Regions from separate parts of the Homo sapiens genome. Here all the other regions are linked to region 3. The links are chromatin loops, found by intact Hi-C in ENCODE. Cell type or tissue: dorsolateral prefrontal cortex. All regions are shown on one strand.

Evidence for each region. A loop is a pair of places that touch in the nucleus more often than their neighbours do. Peaks named below come from ENCODE experiments on the same cell type or tissue, not always from the same donor. Only the 100,000 strongest peaks of a DNase experiment are listed, where the experiment ranks them.
Region 1: a loop joins it to region 3, with 16 times the contacts of the local background. A loop is called at or near these places in 53 of 110 quality-filtered maps.
Region 2: a loop joins it to region 3, with 2.7 times the contacts of the local background. A loop is called at or near these places in 16 of 110 quality-filtered maps.

The regions. Positions count from the first base shown.
Region 1 is chr3:44,506,351-44,514,350 of GRCh38, forward strand. ZNF852 (zinc finger protein 852) reads right to left here and starts at 4,267. Exons shown (of 4, transcript NM_001423469.1): 1 at 4,203-4,267. RefSeq lists enhancers at 3,650-4,426, 4,427-5,203, 4,662-4,721 and silencers at 4,032-4,191, 4,202-4,261, 4,392-4,441. In dorsolateral prefrontal cortex, a CTCF peak has its summit at 4,327; DNase peaks (open chromatin) are centred at 4,291 and 4,681; H3K4me3 peaks cover 2,557 bases; H3K27ac peaks cover 2,036 bases.
Region 2 is chr3:44,856,591-44,864,590 of GRCh38, forward strand. TMEM42 (transmembrane protein 42) reads left to right here and starts at 5,322. Exons shown (of 3, transcript NM_144638.3): 1 at 5,322-5,526; 2 at 7,607-7,753. The coding sequence starts at 5,335. MIR564 (microRNA 564) reads left to right here and starts at 5,298; the gene lies at 5,298-5,391. It also overlaps a transcript of KIF15 not described here. RefSeq lists an enhancer at 4,782-5,371 and silencers at 5,402-5,451, 5,782-5,831. In dorsolateral prefrontal cortex, CTCF peaks have their summits at 4,921 (motif pointing left) and 5,205; a DNase peak (open chromatin) is centred at 5,251; H3K4me3 peaks cover 2,214 bases; H3K27ac peaks cover 1,665 bases.
Region 3 is chr3:44,334,980-44,342,979 of GRCh38, forward strand. TCAIM (T cell activation inhibitor, mitochondrial) reads left to right here and starts at 3,787. Exons shown (of 11, transcript NM_173826.4): 1 at 3,787-3,855. LOC105377055 (a long non-coding RNA gene) reads right to left here and starts at 3,139. Exons shown (of 4, transcript XR_940782.4): 1 at 2,726-3,139. It also overlaps a transcript of TOPAZ1 not described here. RefSeq lists enhancers at 2,800-3,453, 3,138-3,307 and a silencer at 3,448-3,837. In dorsolateral prefrontal cortex, a CTCF peak has its summit at 3,330; DNase peaks (open chromatin) are centred at 3,432 and 3,782; H3K4me3 peaks cover 3,189 bases; H3K27ac peaks cover 3,485 bases.

The DNA.
Region 1 (8,000 bases), 170 kb after region 3:
GATAAATAGAAAACTCTGCCTAAAGACATAACAGATATAAATACATTTTGTATGGGAAAACACTCCTTCAAGATGTCAGTTTTTTCTAAATTAACATGCAAAGTCAACAAAATCCCAGCCAACTACAATGTAATTTTTCATAGAGCTTGATAAGCATACTCTAAAATTCAAATGAATGAGAAAAATAATAGTTAAGAAAACTTTTTAGATGTGGAAAGTTTTGTTCTACCAGACAATAAGGCTTAATATAAAGCTGTAGTACTTGAAACAGCATATATTACTGAAGAAATATAAATATGCAAACTGTAGATAAAAGGAAAAGTACAGAATCCTGACACAGGCTTATACACATATGTAAGTTTTGTTTTTTTGTTTCTATGGAGACGGAGTCTTGCCGTGTTGCCCAGTCTGGAGTGCAGTGGTGCAATCTCTGCTCACTGCAACCTCCGTCTCCTGGATTCAAGTGATTCTCCAGCCTCAGCCTTCCAAGTAGCTGGGATTACAGGCATGCACCACCATGCCCAGCCAATTTTATAAGTTTGATGCATGACAGAGATAGTGTCACCACAGTGTTACCTAAAAAAAAAAAATGAGGTTCATTCACCTGGCGAGTAACAAACGACTGTTTGTGAGAATGCAAGTTTAGATCAATAGGAGTTTTATTACTTGGTGTAAGTAAGGAGGACACTGGGAGTATTTTCCAAAGCAGCATCTCTCCAAGGGAAAGTAATAGGAGAATTTTATGGAGCAATGGAGAGGCGAGAGGCTACATCATCCCATGTATAGGAGGGGTCCCAGTGGTACAGACGCAGTGAGTCATTATGCCAGCACATAAGTCATGTGTTATGGTAATGAAGCTATAGCTACTCCCCGGGTGGAGACTTTAGCATGGTAATGAGAAAAGTTCACTCAGGTTCATCTATAAGTTGCTGGGGTCTGTCAGGAGCTGGGGTTTTTTTTTGTTTTTGTTTTTGTTTTTTTGAGAGAGAGTCTCACTCTGTCGCCCAGGCTGGAGTGCAGTGGCGCAATCTCGGCTCACTGCAAGCTCTGCCTCCCAGGTTCACACTATTCTCCTGCCTCAGCCTCCTGAGTAGCTGAGACTACAGGCGCCTGCCACCACGCCCGGCTAATTTTTTTGTATTTTTAGTAGAGACAGGGTTTCACCGTGTTAGCAAGGATGGTCTCAATCTCCTGACCTTGTGATCCACCCGCCTCAGCCTCCCAAAGTGCTGGGATTACAGGTGTGAGCCACCACGCCCGGCCTGGGGCTGGTTTTAACTAACTAGGTGACTGCAATCCACACAGGGTTTAGGAAGAAACAGGCTGCAGGGCAGAAGGCTGTAAAACTGGCTGACTGCTCAAGTTGATTAAATTCCTATGATCCCTGGAGGCCCTCTCTGTCTACTTATAGCAGCAAGACCTTCTTTTAAAAAGAGCCCCAGAACCTGTAAAATTAACCTGTGCCAGCAGCTGTGCTTGCTTAGAGAGAAAAAGGCTAAATATCAGTAACCACAAAGGAGAACTTAGCTCAGCAGTGCTACCCAGGCCTGAATCCTTGCTTCATTACCATATTAAAATCTCCACCTAGAAGGGAGAAATACACTTGCTAGGCACATATAGTGCTGGGTACAAAAGAAACAATGAGACTGGCCAGGCGCGGTGGCTCACGTCTGTAATCCCAGCACTTTGGGAGGCCAAGGCGGGTGGATCACCTGAGGTCAGGAGTTCAAGACCCTCCTGACCAACATGGAGAAACCCCGTCTCTATTAAAAATACTAAATTAGCCAGGCATGTGGTACATGCCTGTAATCCCAGCTATTTGGGGGGCTGAGACAGGAGAACTGCTTGAACCTGGGAGGCGGAGGTTGCGGTGAGCCAAGATCAAGCCATTGCACTCCAGCCTGGGCAACAAGAGCAAAACTCCATCGCAAAAGAAAAAAAAAGAAAGAAAGAAAGAAAAAAGAATGAGACTGAGCACACTCCAGTTCTTCCCATAGGGCCCCACCTCTTTCCAGGATCTCTGCCCCACTACATGCCCTAAGAGACCTTAAAAATCCCTCTTCACCACACCCAGAGGAGGGTACTTTGAGCATGAGCTTTTCCTTCTCCATTCCTTCATCAACAAATAAAGTTTCTGCACTGCTTAACGAAACTTGGTCTCATTTTATTGGCATGAACACCACCAGGCAGGTAAAGGACCCACTGAAGTCAAACGACTTCCCTTGAGAGTTGGTAACAGTAGCATTACAAGTCAGTGGGAAAAATTAAACTAGTCAATGAATTGTGTTGGGACAATTGGCTAGGCAAATAAAAATAGTAAGTAAAATCACACAAAAAATAAAGAAACTTAAAAAACAAAGCTAAAAGGCTGGGTGCGGTGGCTCACGCCTGTAATCCCAGCTCTTTGGGAGGCCAAGGTGGGTGGATCACAAGGTCAGGAGTTCAAGACCAACCTAACCAAGATGGTGAAATCCCATCTCTACTTTAAAAAAAAAAAAAGCCAGATGTGGTGGCAGGCGCCTGTAATCTCAGATACTCGGGAGGCTGAGGCAGAGAATTGCTTGAACCCAGGAGGCAGAGGCTGCAGTGATCCAAGATTGTGCCACTGCACTCCAGCCTGGGTGACACAGAGTGAGACTCTGTCTCAAAAAAAAAAAAGAAAAAAACCATAAAGACTCTAAGAACCCTGGTGTAACCAAGAATTTCTTAAGACAACAAAATGAAAAGAGTGAATATATTTGAATACATCAATATGAAAAAAATCTCTGTCCAAAAGAAAAGCAAAAGAAAAAAACACCAAACACAAACCACTAATAGATGTGGAAATGTAATAGCCAACAGGAAGGATAGTTTGAAAGTCCACAGTAAAACTAAAAAGACATATTCCTTACGCTACAGGAATTTAACTTGTAAGAATCTGCCCTGAAAAACACTTGCACGGGTATTCAGACATTTACACAGGTATTTACTAAAATATTCTCTGTAATAACATAATACTGGATTTAACCTACTTGTCCATCAATATGGCTAAATAAAAGTAGCATTTTTATAGGATGAAATACCATACAGCACCTAAAAGGAACATACTAGATCCTTATGCATCACCATGACTGTTCCACTATTCACCAGGTGGCCAGGCTGTGCTGCCAAGATTAAAAGGCCATCCAAGGAAGGGATAGCACATGATTTGAGGTCGCTGAGGACAGATACCAACCACATCAGGCCCCAAGAGGTACAGCGTATACTTACAGCAAAAGGAGAAACAGGGAACAAGATCCAGCCTCCTGCAATGCAAAGAGCCCCCACACCCAGCAGATCCACTCCACAGCTATAGGGCTGGTGTGATGCACACACCCCACTTAGTAAGGAAGAAAGATCTCAATCCACCCTCCCCACTCCTATGGGGTGTGAAATACAGAAGGCTGAGAGAATGAATGAAGGCCACTGACTTAAGAGATTAAACACAACAAAGGAGTACACATGAAGCCTGAAACACTGAAAGACACAAGGCATTAAATGCAGCAGCACAGGCTGTGAGGGCTCTAACTCTGCAAGGAAATGTTCCAGGCTCAAGGTCACTCTTACATTCTTAACTTGGCAATGGGCTATTTAAAAAAAAAAAAAAGACATTAAAAACTGTCAATTCTTCTTGTCTCCCAGTTTAGATATTCCTTCTTTCATTAATTTAACAAACACCTTCTAGGAGCACCTACTATTTCCCATACACTAAGGTAACAGCAGTTAATAAAGCAAACAGAAAGCACTGCCCTGGCAAGGGGCTTATGGGAAGATAACCAATAAACAAATACATGCTATGTTAGACGGCGACAGGTGCCAGGAAGTGAAATAAGACAAGAAAAAGGGAGAAGTCTATGCCAGATGTTTTCAATGTCAGGAGACCTGGAGACTAAGATTTCCGGACGGTGGCTACTTTCACTTTTCTTCCACTTATCTAATTGTCTCTAATAAGTACGCTTTATTCGCATAATTGGGTGAAAAGATAAAGCCAGAAGAAACCGGGAATTTTCCAGATTCTCTGCCCCAGACGCCCGGGGGGCGAAGAGGTATGCCCTCGGCGCGGCCGGGCGGGATCCACGGCCAGACCCCCGCCCCGGGTGCAGCCTCCAGGCCCGGCCTCACCTGCCACTCTCGCACGCACAGCCGCCCCCGCTCCGCACCCCGCGCCCCGCCGGGCCGCTCACCGACTCCGCCGCCGAGAGACAATCATCCAAACGCCGCCACCGCAGCCGACCGCCCCGCGCCTACCTCCCAGCTTCCCCAGTTGCGCACGCGCGTCGCCTCCCCGGGCCCTCTGCGGCCTCTCTAGGAAACTGGGAGGGCCAACATCTCTGCTTCTCCCTGGGCCCAGGGCCGCTGGCGGCGGGCGGCGGGCGGCGGGCGGCGGGCGGCGGGCGGCGGGCGGCGGGGCTTGTCCAGCATCCTTCGCCTCCTTCCGCGGACACTTGTCTTCCACGCTCTGATGCCCAGGCGCGCTCCAGAACTCTATCGGCTTTGGCGTATTATCCTACATCCCTCCCATCGGTTCTGCACGGCTGCCCTGGAGGCCTCTTTTCCTTCAGGGAAGAAAGGGATCCAAAGCTAGCGGTGAAAATAGAGCCAGCGGCCTGGCGCGGTGGCTCACGCCTGTAATCCCAGAACTTTGGGAAGCCGAGGTGGGCGGATCACGAGGTCAGGAGATCGGTGGCTAACACGGTGAAACCCCGTGTCTACTAAAAATAAAAAAAAAGTAGCTGGGTGTGGTGGCGCGGCGCCTGTAATCGCAGCTACTTCGGCGGCTGAGGCAGGAGAATCGTTTGAACCTGGGAGGCGGAGGTTGCAGTGAGCCGAGATCGTGCCACTGCACTCCAGCCTGGGAGACAGAGCCAGACTCCGTCTCAAAAAACAAACAAACAAAAAAATAGGGCCAGCACATCCCCAAACATAAAACCCTTGAATGGAGAAATTCCCAAACAAGGCAATAAGCCCAGCACTGGCCGTGAGAGTTTATTATCCCCTTTTAAGTAAATGCTACAAGCCCTAGGCGCACTTTTGCAACTGTTCAAGGGTCATCAGGCTGCACATGACTGACCAAGACACTCAGTTGCCCACTTTGGATGGAGCTACAGCTTTGTGGGAAAAACAGATAATAGAAATTACACAAATACATCAATGTCAAGTGGTTACGAACACTGTTGAAATGTAACAGAGTTATTTAATTGACAGCGACTGATGATAATGCTTGTATTTTTTCTGGTACTTTTCTGTATACTTCCGGTAGCTCATAACACACTGGCTGCCATGCATTGATTTGAGTTGCCCAAGGAAATAGAGTCAGTAACTGGAATAGCCACTGAATCCAAATCTTTTGGTCTTTTCACTACTGTGCTTCATAAAAGCTCTCCCGTCCCACGTCCCTGTAGAGGGAGAGTTGGGGATAGCATGGCTCCTAGCTGAGATCCCAGAAGCTAGGGGTAGAAGGTTGTGGGCAGGATAGTGAGGAGGGCAAGATTCCAAGGAAAACTAAAATCCCTGCCCAGGAACGGTTACCACCTGGGAAAGCAGGAATGACCCAACGCATCAAGGCCCAGAGTGTACTCAAAGAACAACAGGTTAGGATGAGGGTCAAAACTCAGACCAGAAAGAGCATTAGCTGAGCTTGGTGGTGCACGCCTGTAGTCCTAGCTACTGTGGAGGCAGAGGCGGAAGGATCGCTTGGGCCGGGGAGGTCGAGGCTGCAGTGAGCTATGATTGGGGCAGTGTACTCCAGCTTGGGCGACAGAGCGAGACCCAAGGAAGGAAGGGAGGAAGGGAGGGAGGGAAGTGAGAAAGAGAGAAAAGGAATGAAAGAGAGAAGGAAGAAAGAGAGAGAACGAGAAAGAGCAGGCTGCTTCTTGGGCTACAACCTGGAGAGGCTGTGTAACATTATGAGTTGGAGAAGCAGGTACAAAATAGTAAAAACTTCTATAAAGTAGACTAACAGCATGTGGCAGAACAGTGGGTTTTTAAAGGTGGGAACAAGAGAACCAAACAATAGCAAAAATAGATTGATTAACATCAGGTTACTTTTCTTTTAAGGATTAAAGCAGAGGGGGCCTTCCTTATGCTGACTGGGGTTAACTGGGCCCTTTCTGAATGGTTGCTATGAATCTCCTGTTTGCAGGAAAAACTGGTCTGTTAGGGGATTCACATACTTCTATAAAATTTCAGTTTGATTATGTGGCATTTAGCATTAGGAATTCCTTCATTTATTTATTTATTTATTTTGAGACGGAGCCTCCCTCTGTCACCCAGGCTGGAGGGCAGTGGTGTGATCTCGGCTCACTGCAACCTCCGCCTCCCCTCCTGGGTTCAAGTGATTCTCCTGCCTCAGCCACCCAGTAATTGGGACCACAGACACAGGCCACCATCCCCAGCTAATTTTTGCATTTTTAGTAGAGCCAGGATTTGTCATGTCTGCCAGGCTGATCTCGAACTCCTGACCTCAGGTGATCTGCCCACCTCGGCCTCCCACAAGTGCTAGGATTACAGGTGTGAGCCACAGCGCCCAGCCTTATTTATAATTATTTATTTATTTATTTATTTTGAGATGGAGTCTCACTCTGTCACCCAGGCTGTAGTGCAGTGGCGCGATCTTGGCTCACTGCAGCCTCCGCCTCCCGGGTTCAAGCGATTCTCCTGCCTCAGCCTCCTGAGTAGCAGGGATTACAGGCATGTGCCACCATGCCTGGCTAATTTTTGTATTTTTAGTAGAGATGGGGTTTCACCATCTTGACCAGGCTTGTGTTGAACTCCTGACCTCAGGTGATCCGCCTGCCTCTGCCTCCCGAAGTGCTGGGATTACAAGATGAGCCACTGTGCCCGGCTTATTTATTTATTTTTGAGACAAAGTCTGGCTCTATCGCCCAGGCAGGAGTGCAGTGAGTGGTAGGATCTCAGCTCACTGCAACCTCCACCTGCTGGGCTCAGGCCATCATCCCACCTCAGCCTCCTGAGTAGCTGGGACTACAGGCGCACACCACCACACCCGGATAAGTTTTTTTTTTTTTTTTTTGGTAGAGATGGGGTTTTGCCATGTTGCCCAGGCTGGTCTTGAACTCTTGACCTCAGGTGATCCACCTGCCTAGGACTCCCAAAGTGCTGGGATTACAGGAGTGAGCCATGGCGCCCAGCCACTGGTTGTTAATCTTTTAAATATCATCCCTGAGAAGAAAAGAGACCTAGGTAACAGAACTGAAACAGTTCTGTCTGTGAACTGGAAGGAAGTCGTTGAGGAGGTCAATTTCTTTCCCTTCCTGCAGCCCCTCCTCATAGGTAGAAGGAGACAAGGTGGAAAAACAGCTCCTTTAGCCCCTCCCCCAATCACCCAATTAACCCTTTAGTTGCTGGACCATATGAACGATTCAGGATTGGCCTTGCTGTCAGAAAGATGAGGTGGATTGACAAGGTGGGGACAGCTGGTGTCAGAGGGCCATGGGGTTAAGGGCCTCTTTTATTCTCAACAAGCCTATGTCATTGTTCTCTGAGTGGGTTGGAGATGAATGGGTTGCTTGCTAAAAGGAGAGCTGGATGTGTCCTGTGCTTATGATCTCCCACATGGCCTGGCTCTGGTTACCTTAATGTCAAGACCAGCAGAAAATAGTTTGTCTTGTATGGCCTGGCCGCTAGGATGTTAGTGGAGGAAGTGGGTGCAGAGAAGCAGGGAGATACAGAAACCATAGTTGTTCTGTTGGGGTGTTAGAGTGTAACAAGTTGGATGCAGACTTATAAAAGGCAAGATGAAAGCACTAGGGGAGTTGTTAGTAGGAAGATGTGTACCATTGAGTATCCAGTTGACACTTTATGTATAGTCATCAATCAGCGGACGGTGGCAGAGAACAGTTAAATACAGAGTCAGAATGCCTCAACTGTTCCTTCCAAATCAGGAGACAGACTGCAGACAATAGACAGAAATCAAATGGCTGGGTAGTCACAGGGGTGAGGCATCTCCCTGCTGAACACCA
Region 2 (8,000 bases), 520 kb after region 3:
GACTGATGAGACGGAGAAAAACTGGCCATGAGGGACAGAAGTTGGAAGGCTAGGTGCTTCTTTAGCTACCTTATCAGCATAAGCATTGCCCTGAGCGATAGGATCTGATGCCTTTTGGTGGCCCTTGCAGTGTATGACTCCAGCTTCCTTTGGAAGTAAAGCGGCCTTGAGAAGAGTTTTTATTAAGGAGGCCTTAATGATGGAGGACCCTTGCGTAGTGAGGAAACCTCTTTCTGCCCATATAACAGCATGGTGGTGCAGGATATGGAAGGCATAGAGTCAGTATAAATACTGACACGTAGTCCTTTTGCAAGAGTGAGGGCCTGAGTTAAGGCAGTGAGTTCGGCTTGCTGAGAGGTAGTGGAGGAGGGCAGAGCGGTAGCCTCAATGATAGATGTGGAAGATACTACAGCATAGCCTGTTTTGCTGGTGAGTGGCAATTAGGCCTGGTGGAACTGCCATCAGTAAACCAAGTGTGATCAGGATGAGGAACAGGAAAGAAGGAAATATAGGGAAATGGAGTGAATGTCAGGTGGATCAGAGAGATACAGTCATGGGGGTCTAGTTTGGTATCCAGAATAATGTGGGAGGCCGGACTGAAGTCCGGGCCAGAAAAATGGTAACTGTGGGAGACTCAACAAAGAGTGAGGATAGCTGAAGGAGTCGGGAAGCAGAAAGTATATGCATCAAGTGGGAGGAAGAAAATAGATTTTGGAAATTATGAGAACTGTAGAAAGTGAGTTGAGCATAGTTTGTGATTTTTAGGGCCTCTAAAAGTATTAGGGCAGCAGCAGCCGCTGCACGGAGACATAATGGCCAGCCTAAAACAGTAAGGTCAAGTTGTTTGGACAAAAAGGCTATGGGGCGCGGTCCTGGTCCTTGTGTAAGAATTCCGACTGCACAGCCCTGCACTTTGGCTGTGTGTAATGAAAAGGGTTGGGATGAGTCACAGAGAGCTAGTGCAGGAGCAGTCTCTAAAGCTGTCTTCAAGGAACGGAAAGAGGAGTGGGGAAAAGATTTAGGATCTATAGGGTCGGCTAGATTTCCTTTTGTGAGTTTATTTAACGGTTTTGTTAGGATGGCAAAACCAGGTATCCAAAGTCGAAAGTATCCAACCATGTCCAGGAAGGAAAGGAGTTGTTGTTTTGTAGAAGGGGTTGGGGTTTGAGAGATCAGTCAGACATGATCGGCAGAGAGAGCACGTATGTTTTTATGAAGAATTATGCCGAGGTAGGTAACGGATGGAGAAGAAATTGAGCTTTGGAGGGGGATACCCAATATCCCTTGGAGAATAAATGTTGAAGGAGCAGGAGGGTGTCCTGTTGAGAAGATTCAAAGGAGGGGCTACAAAGTAGAAGGTCATCAATATATTGAATAAGGTGAGAAGCAGAAGGGTGGAAAGAAAGTAAATCAAGAGAAAGAGCTTGGCTGAAGTAATGAGTGCTGTCCCTGAAGCCTTGCGGCAGTACAGCCCAGGTAAGCTGCTGGGACTGATGGGTGTCAGGGTCAGTCCAGGTAAAAGCAGAGGCTGGGACGAGGGGTGTAGGGGAATAGTGAAAAAAGCATCTTTAAGATCAAGAATGGAATAGTGAGTTGTGGAGGAAGGTATTGAGGACTAAAGAGTGTACAGGTTGGGCACTACAGGGTGGATAGGCAAAATAATTTGGTTGATAAGGCGCAGATCCTGAACTAACCTGTAAGACTTGTCCGGTTTTTGAATAGGTAAAATGGGAGAATTGTAAGGAGAGTTTATAGGTTTTAGAAGCCCATGCTGTAGCAGGCGAGTGATAACAGGCTTTAATCCCCTTAAAGCCTGTTGTGGGATGGGATACTGGCATTGAGCAGGGTAAGGGTGATTAGGTTTTAATGGGATAGTAATGCGCGTGTGATGGGTTGCCAGGGAGGGAGTGGAGGTGTCCCATACTTGTGGGTTAAGGTGGGGGGGATACGAGAGGAAGACACAAAGGAGGCTTTCGGTTGGGAAGAAGGGTGGCAATGAGATGTGGCTGTAGTCCAGGAATAATCAGGGAAGCAGATAATTTGGTTAAATATTTCAGCCTAATAAGGGAACTGGGCAAGTGGGGATAACTAAAAAGGAGTGCATTAAAGAACGTTGTCCAAGTTGGCACCAGAGTTGGGGAGTTTTAAGAGGTTTAGAAGCCTAGCCGTCAATACCCACAACAGTTATGGAGGCAAGGGAAACAGGCCCTTGAAAAGAAGATAATGTGGAGTTGGTAGCCTCTGTATTGATTAAGAAGGGGATGGACTTATCCTCCACTGTAAAAGTTACCCGAAGCTCGGTGTCCGTGACGGTCCAGGGGGCCTCCAAGGCGATCGGGCAGCATCAGTCTTCAGCTGCTAAGCTGAGAAGATATGGGAAGGAGTCAGTCAGAGAGCCCCGGGCCAGAGTTCCAGGGGCTCTGGGAGTGGCTGCAGGGCAAGCTGGACAGTCTGATTTCCAGTGGGGTCCCGCACAGTTGGGACACGGCTTAGGAGGAATCCCAGGGCTGTGGGCATTTCTTGGCCCAGTGGCCAGATTTATGGCACTTTAAGCAAGCTCCTGTGGGAGGCGGTCCTGGAGGAAAGCCTGGCCACTGCGGTTCAGACGTTTTGAAGTTCTTGTGTGCTGGAGATGTGGCTGGGGTTTCTCTCACAGTGGAGGCAACTAATTGCAACTCAGAAAAACATTGCTACTTGGCTGCCTTTACTCTATTATTGTACACCTTGAAGGCGAGGTTAATTAGGTCCTGTTGTGGGTTTTGAGGGCTGGAATCTAATTTTTGGAGCTGGCGGCTTGGGTGCGGTGGCTCATGTCCGTAATCCCAGCACTTTGGGAGGCCAAGGTGGGTGGATCACTTGGGCCCAGGGGTTCAAGACCAGCCTGGGCCACATGTCAAAATCCTGTCTATACAAAAAATACAAAAATTAGCCAGGCATGATGCACCCATAGTCCCTGCTACTCAGGAAGCTGAAGTGGGAGAATCACTTGAGCCCAGCAGGTTGAGGCTGCAGTGAGCTATGATCCACCACTGTACTCCAGCCTGGCAGACAGAGCAGGACCCTGTCTCAAAAAATACATATATATATAATCTGGGCTTGATGGTACCTGCCTGTAGTCTTAGTTACTCAGGAGGCTGAGCTGAGAGGATGGCTTCAGCCTGGGAGCTCAAGGCTGAAGTGAGCCATGATTACACCATTGCACTCTAGCCTGGGTGACAGAGAGACTCTGTCTCCCTCTAAAAACAAACAAAATTCAGTCTAGCTCTAGACCTAATGAGAATCTTCATCTTAGCAAGATCCCTAGGTGATGTGTGTACACAGGAGTTTCTTAGAGGCAGAAATCACTTCCCAGCAGTGTCTGAGGATGGCATCACTTCAGCCATCATCACCAGGGCTGGGGACCTGGAGATTAACAACGATGTAGTCCCTGCCCTCAAGGAGCTTGCAGGCTAGCAGAGAAACAGACAACCAGAGGAACAACCACAGGACTGGTACAAAGGTAGGGGAGTAGCAGAGACGGCTTTACAGAGGAGGTGGCTCTGAGATGCTTAACCTTTAGTGCTAGTAGAGGCATCGTTTGTTCTAAGAAAATTTGCTTTACATTCTTTAAAGCATGCAGAGTTGATCAATGCAACACCTCTTGATTTCCTGATAAGAGCTTTCAGAGGGTATCATCTTTGAGCAGCTCCTTACTCAATGGAGTGGTGCAGTGAGACCTCTGAGCCTCAATTTCCTCATCTGCAAAATGGGACAGTTTGTACCATATTGGCGTTACTGAAATTATCCGTGTTTTTTTTTGAGACAGAGCCTTACTCTGTCACCCAGGCTGGAGGGCAGTGGTGCAATTTCGGCTCACTGCAACCTCTGCCTCCTGGGTTCAAACAATTCTCTGCCTCAGCTTCCCAAGTAGCTGGGAATACAGGTGCCCGCCACCACACCCAGCTAATTTTTTTTGTATTTTTAGTAGAGATGGAGTTTCACCATCTTGACCAATCTGGTCTTGAACTCCTGACCTCGTAATCCACCCACCTTTGGCCTCCCAAAGTGCTGGGATTACAGGCGTGAGCCACCGTGCCTGGCCTTATCCGTGCTTTTATTTGAGCCACAAAACCACCCTGTGAGAGAAGCAGCATGGTGTGGAAGGACTTCCATAAAAACTTGCTAAACAGAAGATACAAAAAGAATGCTGCTAAACAGTATGTTCAACTGTGAAATCATTTTTGTTTAAAAAATGCATATACATATTCTATAATTTTTTTAACATTTTAACTATATATAACTAAATAGACATATAGAAAAATGCTCTATTAACACTGATTTTCCTGGAGAGTGGAAATAGCACTTTATACATTTCAACACTTTATTTTCAAGGACGTGTACTTTTTAAATGGGAACATTTTATTTTTATTTTTATTTTTTGAGACGGAGTTCACTCTTGTTGGCCAGGCTGGAGTGCAATGGCATGATCTCAGCTCACCACAACCTTCACCTCCCAGGTTCAAGCGCTTCTCCTGCCTCGGCCTCCCGAGTAGCTGGGATTACAGGCATGCACCACCACGCCCGGCTAATTTTGTATTTTTAGTAGAGACGGGGTTTCTCTATGTTGGTCAGGCTGGTCTCGAACTCCCGACCTCAGGTGATCCACCCGCCTCGGCCTCCCAAAGTGCTGGGATTACAGGCATGAGCCACCACGCCCAGCCGGAAACATTCTAAACATACGTAAGTATAACAGGAGATTAGAAGTCATGTTGATTCTGCGTGGCTTGATTATGGATCATTGTCTTCCTCTCATCGCAGATCCTCATTTTTTCGGTTTTCTGTGATGCGCTTGTCCCCATATGGGGCTCTGGCGTCTTTCTGGGTCTGGAGGTCCCCAGCGCCCTCTGCCGAGGCATCTCTTGGTCCGGCGGTCCTCAGGCTGGAGGGTGGAGCGGAGAAGCCTGGTCGACGTGGATGGACTCGGTGGGCCGGCGCGGGGCCCGTTAGGCATCTTTAATAAGTTTCACCGGGAGCCGGGTGGCCGGGATGGAGACGGCTAAGCCGCGAGAAGTTTACCTTCTACCACAGCGTCCACAGTACCCGGCTTGGCCTCAGGCCTCGGGTCCCGACGTCCTCCCCAGAGCACAAACCTACTACAGGTTAGGCCGGAGGCCGCCACAGCCCAGGGTCTCTGCCACCTGGCCCGCCCCCTCCGAGGCGCCGGAGAGCGATTCCCAAGGGGCCTGCCGGAGCGTGGCGTCACAGGAGCGTCGCGTCACGTGAGGCTGCCATCCAATCGCGGCGCGCGCTCTGCCCTGCGGGCAGCGGGTGCCAGGCACGGTGTCAGCAGGCAACATGGCCGAGAGGCCGGGGCCTCCGGGCGGCGCCGTGTCCGCGACCGCGTACCCTGACACCCCCGCGGAATTCCCTCCGCACCTCCAGGCGGGTGCGATGCGGCGCCGCTTTTGGGGCGTATTCAACTGTCTGTGCGCCGGCGCGTTCGGGGCCCTGGCCGCCGCCTCCGCCAAGCTGGCCTTCGGCAGCGAGGTCGAGCCCGGGGCGCTGTTGGTGCTGCTGCTGCGGGCGGGCGGGCGGGGCGCCGCTGGGCGGAGGAGGGGCGCTGCGGGGCCCGCGGGGCTCTTGGGGTGGGGCGGGGGTGGGCGCAGGGCGCCGCCGCACCCTCGCCGGTCTGTCCCGCCGGGGCCCCGGGCCGCGGGCGGCGCTGCGGTCAGCTGGGGTGGCAGAGAGTGTTTCGCCTCTAATCACGCCAAACCCTCGTCCAGTGTAGGTGGTAAGAGACGTCGGGGACTGAGGCCTCTTCCCTTACCAGGGACCTAAAACCTTTTCTCCGGTTGGGCTAGTTCGCTCTCGGGGAAGAACTACACCTCCTACATCCACCCTCTACCTCTCATTTTAAGTCCCTTGTGCCTGAGCATTTCTCTCCACGTGACTCTTAAGGTGAGAAGCCTCTTGCCCATCCCTTTACTCCGTAATTAACGGGTGTTGTGACCAGATGACCAGTCTGCCCCACTACCAGGAAAATTGGGAGTTTGGGATACTGTAGGCATAAGAGGATACTGACAGAGACGTTCTGGATGTTTTCCTGACGCTGAGAACTCCTAAACTTGCATCCTGGCGTCTGCTAAGGTGTATCTCTGCCTCTCCCTCCCACGTCGTAGACCAGCCTCTGCTTGCTATAGGGGTTTCATTGCGTCTGCAGCCCAAGGTTAGCCTCTGACCTGGACAGTGGTCACTGATTATTTAGGGTTAAGCCTATTTAGGGCTAATCCAGTAGTAGCTGCCATGCTTCAGGTTAGTATCCCATTGGGTGTAGTTCATGGGGTAAGTGGTCGAAAGTAAAATGAATAACTTTGTATGGGCCGTGAAGTTTGTTGTCAGGAACTAGACCTTCATAACCCTTTAAGCAGGTTGCCACTGGCCCATATGCTGCTTTGTGTAAGACAAGGTTGTCCAACTCGCGGCCCAACGCAAATTTGCAAATTTAAAACATGAATTTTTTTGCGATTTATTATTTTTTTTTTAGCTCATCATATATCATTAGTGTTAGTGTATTATATGTGTGACCCAAGACAGTTCTTCCAGTGTGGCCCAGGGAAGCCAAAAAATTGAACACCCTGGTGTAAGTTATAAGCAAGCACCTTTTTCTCAAGACACTATGTGTTCAGCTGCTGAGAAACCATTACAAGTAATAAGTATATTTAGATTCCGCACCCCCCCCCCCCGCCGCCTTGTCTCCAGGCAGGTTTCTAACTCACCACCAAGCAAGGGGGACTGCATATCCTTTGTGTAGGAGGCTTCTAAAGATCTTCTCTTCTCTTGAGACTTTCTCCTTTAAAAAAAAAGAAAGAAAATACCTGCAAGTTCTCCAAGGGATGTCTGGGATCACTAAATAGTCTGAGGTGGTGTTTCCCTCAGGCAAGGCTGTGCCCTAGTTAAGAGCATGGAGGTACACTGCCTGCTTGTGAAGCCTGGTGGCTCTCACCGCTGTAGCACTTTAGGAAGGTTACTTAATGCCCCTGGCTCTTTATCTGTAAAATGAAGTTAAGGAATAAATGAGAATGCTTAAACACAGCCCAGGACCTAACACAGAGTAAAAGCTCAAGAATACCCAGAGGGGGTCAGCCTTAGTGGGCTGTAACTTGTATAGGATTTGGGGGTGGGAATACAGAGCAGACATTGCTAATTCATGCTTTGCCTGATCTCAAGAAATAAGAACTCTACCCTAGGCTTACTACCTACGGAGTAAGAACTACTTGGCCCTCTGGGACTGATCTTCAAGCACTGGTCATTGTGGGACCAATAAGGGGCCGGTGTTCAGTAGAAAATACTGGCTTTGGATTAGCATTTTGCTTCTTCCCAAGATCATATGGCCAGCAAGGTGGCCAAATGAGTATCTTCTCTGAATTTGCTTTATTTGTAAGATGGGTCTGCTGCCCACTGAGGGTTAAGTGAAGCCCTGTGCAGGAAAGCTCTGAGGCCCTCTGAGCTGTAGTGGGAGCTCAGTAGGAGCCTGGGTGCCAGCAACCACAGTCCTGGGTGTGCTTTGAGGGGGTCTGCAGGTTGCTGCCCAGGGTGGACGTGGCTGCAGTGACACTTTCTCCTGCAGGTGAGCATGGGTTTATGCGTCTTAGGCATTATTGTGATGGCGAGCACCAATTCTCTGATGTGGACCTTCTTTAGCCGGGGCCTCAGTTTCTCCATGTCTTCAGCCATTGCATCTGTCACAGTGACTTTTTCAAATATCCTCAGCTCGGTGAGTAGCCTGAGGGTGTGGTGCTCTTGTCCTAAATCTGGGTTCTGGGTGAGTTGTCTTTGGATAACCCCTCCTTTCCCAGACAGGAGAAAGGACAGGAACTGAAGCAGAGGTTGGGCTGTGGCTTGACCCCTGGATGAGTGCTCTATTCATGGAGCAAATGTAATTCTAATCATGGAAGAATTCTTAAGTTAGATATGAGTGAAGCCTGACAGTAAAAAGCCTACTTGCTTGCTGTTCCTCCAGG
Region 3 (8,000 bases):
TAAGTACAACCTCCCCAAGGGGTGAGAGTTGTGATGATTCCCACAACTCCAACAATAAGTCCTAGGGCCCTTTTTCATCTAGAATGGGATTCTAGATTGGAAGTTATGTTTAAGACAGTGATTTGGGCAGGAGCTATTGTACCCAGGGTACAATCATCATAACGAAGAGAATTATCAAGGTGGGATAGGGCCAAAGCTTGAAAAGGATTTAAATAATTAATAGCAGTGCCACAAAACCATAAGAGTTCAGGAGGGGCAGGTAATACATTTTTGAGGCTTCTTGCACTAAGGGCCACCGCTGCTAAGGCTCTTAAGCCATCCCTGGCATACTAGGTCTAAAGTTTTTTTTTAAATATGCTATAGGGGCCAGGCACAGTGGCTCACACCTGTAATGCCAGCACTTTGGGAGGCTGAGGCAGTCAGATCACGAGGTCAGGAGTTTGAGACCAGCCTGGCCAACATGGTGAAACCCTGACTCTACTAAAAATGCAAAAATTAGCTGGGCGCGGTGGTGCACACCTATAATCCCAGATACTTGGGAGGCTGAGGCAGGAGAATCACTTGAGCTTGGGAAGCAGAGGTTGCAGTGATCCAAGGTCATGCCATTGCACTCCAGCCTGAACAATAGAGTGAGACTCCATCTCAAAGAAAAAAAAATGCTATAGGGCACTTAGAGGGCCCCTCAATCTTGGGCTAAGACTCCCAAAGCTATTCCCTTTTGTTCATGTACATAGAAAAAGGCTTAGTCAGATCTGGTAGGGCTGAGGTCAGGGCTGAGATTAAAGCCTATTTTAAAGTGTTTAGAGCATGCTTCATCTCATTAGTCCAGTATAGAGACTGTTCCTGAGTTCCCTTGAGGGCTTCATATAAAGGTTTTGCTATTAACTCAAAGGAAGGAATCCATATTCTGCAAAACCCAGCCTTACCCAAAAATGACTGAAGCTGTTGTTTAGTTACCACAATTGTCACGTTTAAGATCTGTACAAGCACTACAAAGGCTTTTTCACTGGGAATTAAAATAAGACCCCAAAATTGAACCCTTTGTGTGGATATTTGTGCTTTAGAAGGAGATACTTTGTACCCACAATTAGCAAGTTTGTTGAATACTAATACTGTATTTTGGTCTGGAACAGCCTGGTTAGGACTACAGATTAGTAAGTCATCCACATACTGAAGTAGATTGCTATCTGGGAGAAGCTGCAGGGGCTCTTTTGGTGAAGTGTTAATACAGCTAGAAGGTGGGGCCTTAGCTGTAAATTAGCTTGTAATTTTGTAAATCACAACCTAATAGAACAGGGCTAAAAAGGAGTAAAGGAATAGCCTTTCATTTTACAAGGGAATGGCTGTGTGAAACAGCCTCATTGGGGTTTTCCATCAATATCCATGAGGAAAATGGAGGACTGGCACATTGGGCCATAGTAAATGTTTATAAAGCTGAATAACTGTCCCGTGTATCTATGAGTAACATTATCTGTTGTTCAGCCACAATCAGATTTGCCCTGGGATCATCCACAGAGATGGAAAAGACAGGGCCGTGGATGGCTTCAAGGCCCCATCTAGAGGATGGATGACTGACATTTCAGAGGCTTGATCATAATCCAGGAATAGAATTAGAGGTGTTTGCCCTTGCTCTCGCCCTCACCCTCACCCTCGTTCTGCAGGATCCCCTTGTCAGGTAGGTTGGTGAGACTGTGGCTGTCATAGCCTAGAAGGAAGAGGTGGCCCCCCCTTCATGAGGGAGGGACACTCATTCTTCCAATTTGCAGTGAGGACAGGGTCCCAGGGATGGCTTGCAACCTGGAGGTTTGGGACATTCTCAACTTCAGTGTCCTTAAAGGCTGCTTTTAATAAAGTACAAAAGGGAGTTTGTGGGCCTTGCTCTAATTTTTGGAGTTTTTGTCTGATGTCTGGGGAAGCCTGACTTATAAAATGTATGGCCAGAAGGGATTGGCCCTCAGGGCTTTCAGGATCTAAATCTGTATATTTATGCATGGCCTCCATTAGTCTAGCTTGGAAAAGGGAAGGGTCCTTGGTCCTGAGTGATCTCTCATAATTTAGAAAAATTAACAGGTTTTATTTCATTCCTTCCAACAAACATGTTATAATCTTCTCTTCCCCTGTCTCTGTTTGGGCTGGCATTGGCAGCGTGGTATTGCCAATTGGGTTCTGTGTTGGGGACAGCTTCTGCCCTGGCTCTATTATTAGGATTGCCAACATGAGTTTCGTCTGCCCAAACTCGAGCTAAAGACCGTGATTTTTTCTTCGTGGGAACAGCAAATAGTTAATACCACAAATGTGTCTTGCCAGGTTAAATCAAAGGCAATAAAGCCCGAAATTCTTGAATGAACTTAGAGGGATCCTGGCTAAATGAACCCAACTTGGATTGAATTTGCCAAAGTTCAGACAATGGAAAAGGGACATGAACTCAAATTGTTCCCAAATCTCCGTTTGCCACCTTGTGGAGAGGCATAACACTTGGGGGATTTTCTGAGGACTTTGTACTAGTGGCATATGTAACTCCTGTGCAAGTATGTGAGGGTAATAAAGTATCTGGATGGTAGGGGACAGGGGTTGATTGGGGCATGGAGCAGATGGCAAGGGGTGCACAATGAGTTTTGACATGCGTGCATTACGGAGATGCATAGAAATTCTAGTTACTTTTAAATTTGGAGGGAAGAAGTCTGGTACCAGATGCTGGCTTTAGGTAACAGGGAAGTCTAGTTACCTCTAAATTCCTCAGGTAAGGAGTTTCTGCCTAAGGATGGTCGGCTTCATGGCCACCAGGTGATCTTTGCTTTCAATTCTATTGGCTTGATTTCATCTGTGGCAGTTTCTGGGGGGAATCAAAATTATAGGAACAAAATAAAACTAACAGTAAAACTTTCATGCTGACTGGGGAATGCTTAACGTTTAAAAATAGGTGCTGAAGGGTCCAAAGCAAACAACACAAGCCGGAAAAGAAATGTTTAAAAGTTAGCTATATTTATACAAGGAAAACCAAAAGAAATACTTAAATGAGACTTTTAAAATTCGAGGCTCTCCACTGAGACTTGTTCCCTGGCGCCAGCTCCGGGAGTTCCGCAGAGCCTCGCCCCCTGCCAGGGCGCCCGGGGCGAAGGACCGCACGGCGCATGCGCGCCTCCTCCAGCAGTCCCTTTCCCCTTCTTCCCCAAGATCCAGCGCGTGCTCGGTTGCCCTTCTCCGTTCCTTGCAGGCCCTTGGGTCAGGACCCACCACCTGCCGGACCATCATTTTCCGAGTCCCTCCGGCCTAGTCGGAGTGCTCGCTCGCGCCTCCTAAAGCTCTCAGCCGAGCGCGCCGAGACCCCTCAGGGCGGCCGGTAAGAAGGCGGAGGGGCGGGGGCTCAAAGCGCGCGGCGAAGGTGCAGCAGTTACCAGGGTGCTGACGTCAGCTAGAGGCAGGGCACCGCGGAAGGTTGAATCCACGCCCTGGCTGTGCGCAGGCGCCGTAGGGGGAAGGCCTGGCACGCTCCAGCCAACCAGGGCGTCACCTGCAGCTCGTCCCCCTGCCCGGGCTTGCCTCGAGCGCCCTGCCGCCGCCGGAGCGGGGAGGGTGTTGGGGGCAGGTGGAGCCGGGAGGGCCCAGCTGAGAATTCAGGGTTGGGGGCTCAGAGGGCACTGCGGCTAGGAGCCCGTCAAAGCCTGTCGCCCACCGGGGCGAGGGCAGGTGGGAGCGCCTGGCCGTGCGTCGCGCGCTGGTTGGCCAGCTGACGCCCCAGTGCGCATGCGCGTCCGAACAGCCCTGCGGGCGGAGCGACTGTCCTCCCTTCTGGTGTACTGGGTGGGAGGTGGAACTAGTCGGACAAAGCCCTCGCGTCGGACCCTTGCCAGAACTGTAAGGAGCAAGAGGGGAGGGGCTCCGGTGGTGCATTCATGCTCCTCTAGGGGGGAAGCGGGGTCGGAGGGGAGTGCTCAGAGCCACCTTAGCGCAAAGTGCTAACTTTTGAATTGAGGCAGTGCCAGGGGACGCAGTATCCGCATCGCATCTACATTTTAACTCGCTGTGAAATGAGAACGCAAAGACGATTTAGGTTTTATTGTTTCCGACTTATATTTTTCCGAGGTCTTTGATTTACGGGAAATTGTTACGTACTAAATCTCATATAGCGAGATTTAGAAAAGGAAGCTACAGAATCTAGGCTAATGTATCTAATAGCATTTCCTGCTTTTGCTCTTTTTCTTTGCCTTTTTCCCCTACTCTAAGAAGTTCATATTCAACTGAAAAGCCATGAAAATTACCGCTTTTGTCCCTCCTTGATATAACAAACTGCTTTCAGAAACCGTACAAGATAGTCACTAAGGGAAGTCACAGTTCAAATGAGAGTGGCATGATATTAATTTTGTTAAAATAAATTACTTTCAAATAAAAGTTGTGCCAAATGGTCAAAGCTCAATCCTGAGAGCTCTATTTGGCACACACTCGGTGTTAGTTGAAAGTAAGCAAAACAAAACCGTTTTTCGTGTACTCTTCCATAATTTGGATTTTTCACTGATTTAGGTATCTTTCCACCAAATTTGGTTTGAAACTGCACAGATTTAATGCCTCACTTAGAACAGATTTTAGGTAAAATTAGAAATTTTCACTTTATGAAACAGAAACTAATATCACTGTTAAGTAGATTAAAGTAGTCATTTACAATGGTTTGTAAATAAATTTTATCCTTCCCGGTCCTCTGCCCTCTTCCAGGAAAGGCACCATTTCCTTAGAGAAGACCTTCCTGAGCTCTCCCCGCCCCATTCCAAGTGTTGCGTCTGGGAGTTTCTCATATTCTGTGCATGTTTGTATTATTGCATTTACTGCGTTGTTTTATACTTATCTGCTTGTGTCTGTTTTTACACTCCCCCCTCCCTCTAAAAGTCTTTTGAGTATTAGAATTGTCTTAATAATTTTCTAGTCCCAATGCTTTACGCAGGACCTGGCCCATAAGTGGTGATGAATGGGTGAGTTAAAGACTCGGTATGCCTCCCAAGTGTGATAAGACAGTGCAACCTCTTCAGTTATTTTATAGCATTTTCCAAGTGGAAGTATAGTGGGCTAAGTGCAGTATGGACAGGAACCACCTATGTAAGAATTTATCTGAAGACGAGAAGCCTGCGGTTGATGTGGATGTCCCAGACTTTTGGAGCTAGTGTCTGAATGAGAGCACCCAACTCTACTCTGAAGCAATGTGTCTTCAGTCAGCTGATAGTAATTTGATTTTCTGTGTAGCTAGTCCTGAAAGAGGAAGAACATTAGATCTGAATCTTCTAGTTGTCTTAGCAGTTATAATCTCAAAGTAAATTTACAGATTGACATTCCAGTTATCAGGCCTTCTAATTTAGCTTCCCCAAGGCCCACGTATTTCTGTCTTGAAGTGATAAAATTGGGTTCTGTTCTTACAAGGTTGAAGACTAACCCAAGATCTGGGCGTTGTGAAGCGGCAGGCAGCCATGCCTGCCAACCTGCTGGACATTGTCTCTACTTAGAATTTTGGTTTTTTTAATCTGAAAAGTACATAAACCATACAGGAAACAAAGAACTAATTCAAGCAAAAACTTGAAATCCTCCTTTGATTTTTAGCATAAATTGGGTAGCTAAAGATCCAAGTTTGTATTAAATAATTATTTTTAAAGAATTAAAGCTTAAACATTAACAGATGCCCCAGAATCCTCTTTGGTGATAGAATCAGGATTCCCTAATACAGTGGTTCTCAAACCTGAGTGTGCATCAGAATCCCTGACAGTGTGTTAAAACAGATTCCTCCATCCCACCCAGATTCTGATTCTGCAGGACTCGGATGGGACCTGATAATTTGCATTTCTCACGGATGCTGTTGCTGCTTTGAAAACCACTGCCCTAAGAGTTATTTCTTTCTCTCCTTCCTACCCTGTCCCTTTCTTCTTTTCCAAAACTGGATCCTCATCTGTCACTTAGTCGTCAGAGCCCATTCTTGAAGAGCTTACAGGAAATACTCAAAAGACTCATAGTACTCGGTTTTTCATTCTTATTCTTAAACAGAACGAGAAAATATATTTTTAATTTTTTCCAATGATTTGTATAGGAAGTGATCATCTTAGAGCAATAATTTTGTTGAATGGATAGCAGAATTATTAACTGAATATATTTTTATATATATAGGCATTTTCCTCTAGAAATATGAATTGGCTGCCATTGTGGGAGAGAGGAGAATTATTGGAAAAAGGAAAAGTCACATTCCCTCTCATTTCTCCCCTATTGCTCTCTCATTGTTTCTCCATGACCCAGAACACTGTCTTTAAAAAGTCAGTATTAATTCATAAAAAGACAATTCCCACAGCACAATATAACTTTATTATATTCACTTTAGGTTTTTATTTTGAAGAGAGAAATGCTACTTCCATCAAAACTTGTGTTTTTATTGGTTAGCAAGTGCCACCTTTGTCTTCAAATGGTAAAAGTAAACAACTAGCTATTTTTTAATTCTGATGAATTAAAAGTATTTTTCTAGAGAAAAATTTGTGAAATTATTCATCTGTACTTTTTGAATTGTATGTAGCCTTGGCAAAATTGCCTACTACCTTGTGTTTAAGACCTTCAGACATTGACTCCTTATTGTGATAATTCTGAGTTTTTCAACAAAGTTTTTCAAAATTTGTTTTTGAATAAAATGTTGTATTGAACTGCATGTTTGAGCAATATGTTATCTGACATTAGATGGAAAAAAATTATGCCATTTTTTAATACACTCTGACATAATAATAGTTGCAACTGTAATGAATTTTTTATTTACTAAATGTGGCTAAATCCCTTATGCATATTCTACTTAAGCTTCACAAAAGTTCTATGAAAAAGATAGCCCCTACTTTCATAAGTGATGTACCCCTGAAAACACATACACAAAGTCAGATGTGGGATTCCACATCCACAGTGCTTAAACATCATTATTAGGTTCTAAATTAGATTTCACCTTTTAGAAAAGTCTTATTGAATATTTCTAGCATTTTGTCTGTGTCTTTCCACCATTTTATCTTAAATGTGCTGTCCAGATAACTTCAGTGAGCATCAGATACAGACCAAATATCAATATAGATAACGTTTTCTCATTTGTATTTCATTTCGTATTCTTTATTACTAGTATTAGAATTGTAATTTTTCTTTTTTATAAAATAAAGACAAAATTCAATAAAATATTCACTAATTTCATTTACTAAATTGTACTCCTGTCTAGCAGATTAGCATTGTGTTAGCTCAAAGTATTCTCTCAGTTAATGAAAACTTAAGATTCAGAATTAAAAGGCAGTTTGGAGTGGGGACAGAATGTTTATATATATCCACATGTTTCTGCTGTAATGCCATTCTTGCATTCCTGGAAATCCTGACATGCTGCCAAACAATAAGCAAAAGTAACAGTTTGTGGAGAAAAAGCACACACCACTCAAAACTGAACAAAATTTTATAAGAGCCCTAACAAAAACCCTAACCCTAATAAACATGGTAGTAAAATTAAATCTAGTTTAGACCAGTTTCATCAAGATTAACATTCTAATCTAGGAGTAGCTTTATTTATCAATCAAATTTTTTTTTAAAAGACTTGGAAATCTCTAGCTTTTTCGTTTATCCTAGCACATTGCCAGATGGTTTGATGAAGTGGAAAATGTAGCCAGACTTGAACCCACTAAACATCTGCTTCTTAAACCAAAAGAAAGAAATACCAGGAGATTTTTTTTCCTTAAGGTCTTTACATATCACTAAAGCCTTTTTTTTTTTTTTAAATTGTAGAAAGCCTACCTCTGATCACTTCAAATCAGTAATATGTTGGGGGTAAAGTGCATATATAAGTCTTTCCCCTATTGACCAATTGCATATAAGCTGATTCACATTAAATAAACATTTTAAGGCTGGACACAGTGGCTCAGGCTTGTAATCTCAGCACTTTGGGAGGCCGAGGAAGGAGGATCAGCTGAGGTCAGGAGTTCGAGACCAGCCTGGCCAACATGGAGAAACTCCATCTCTACTAAAAA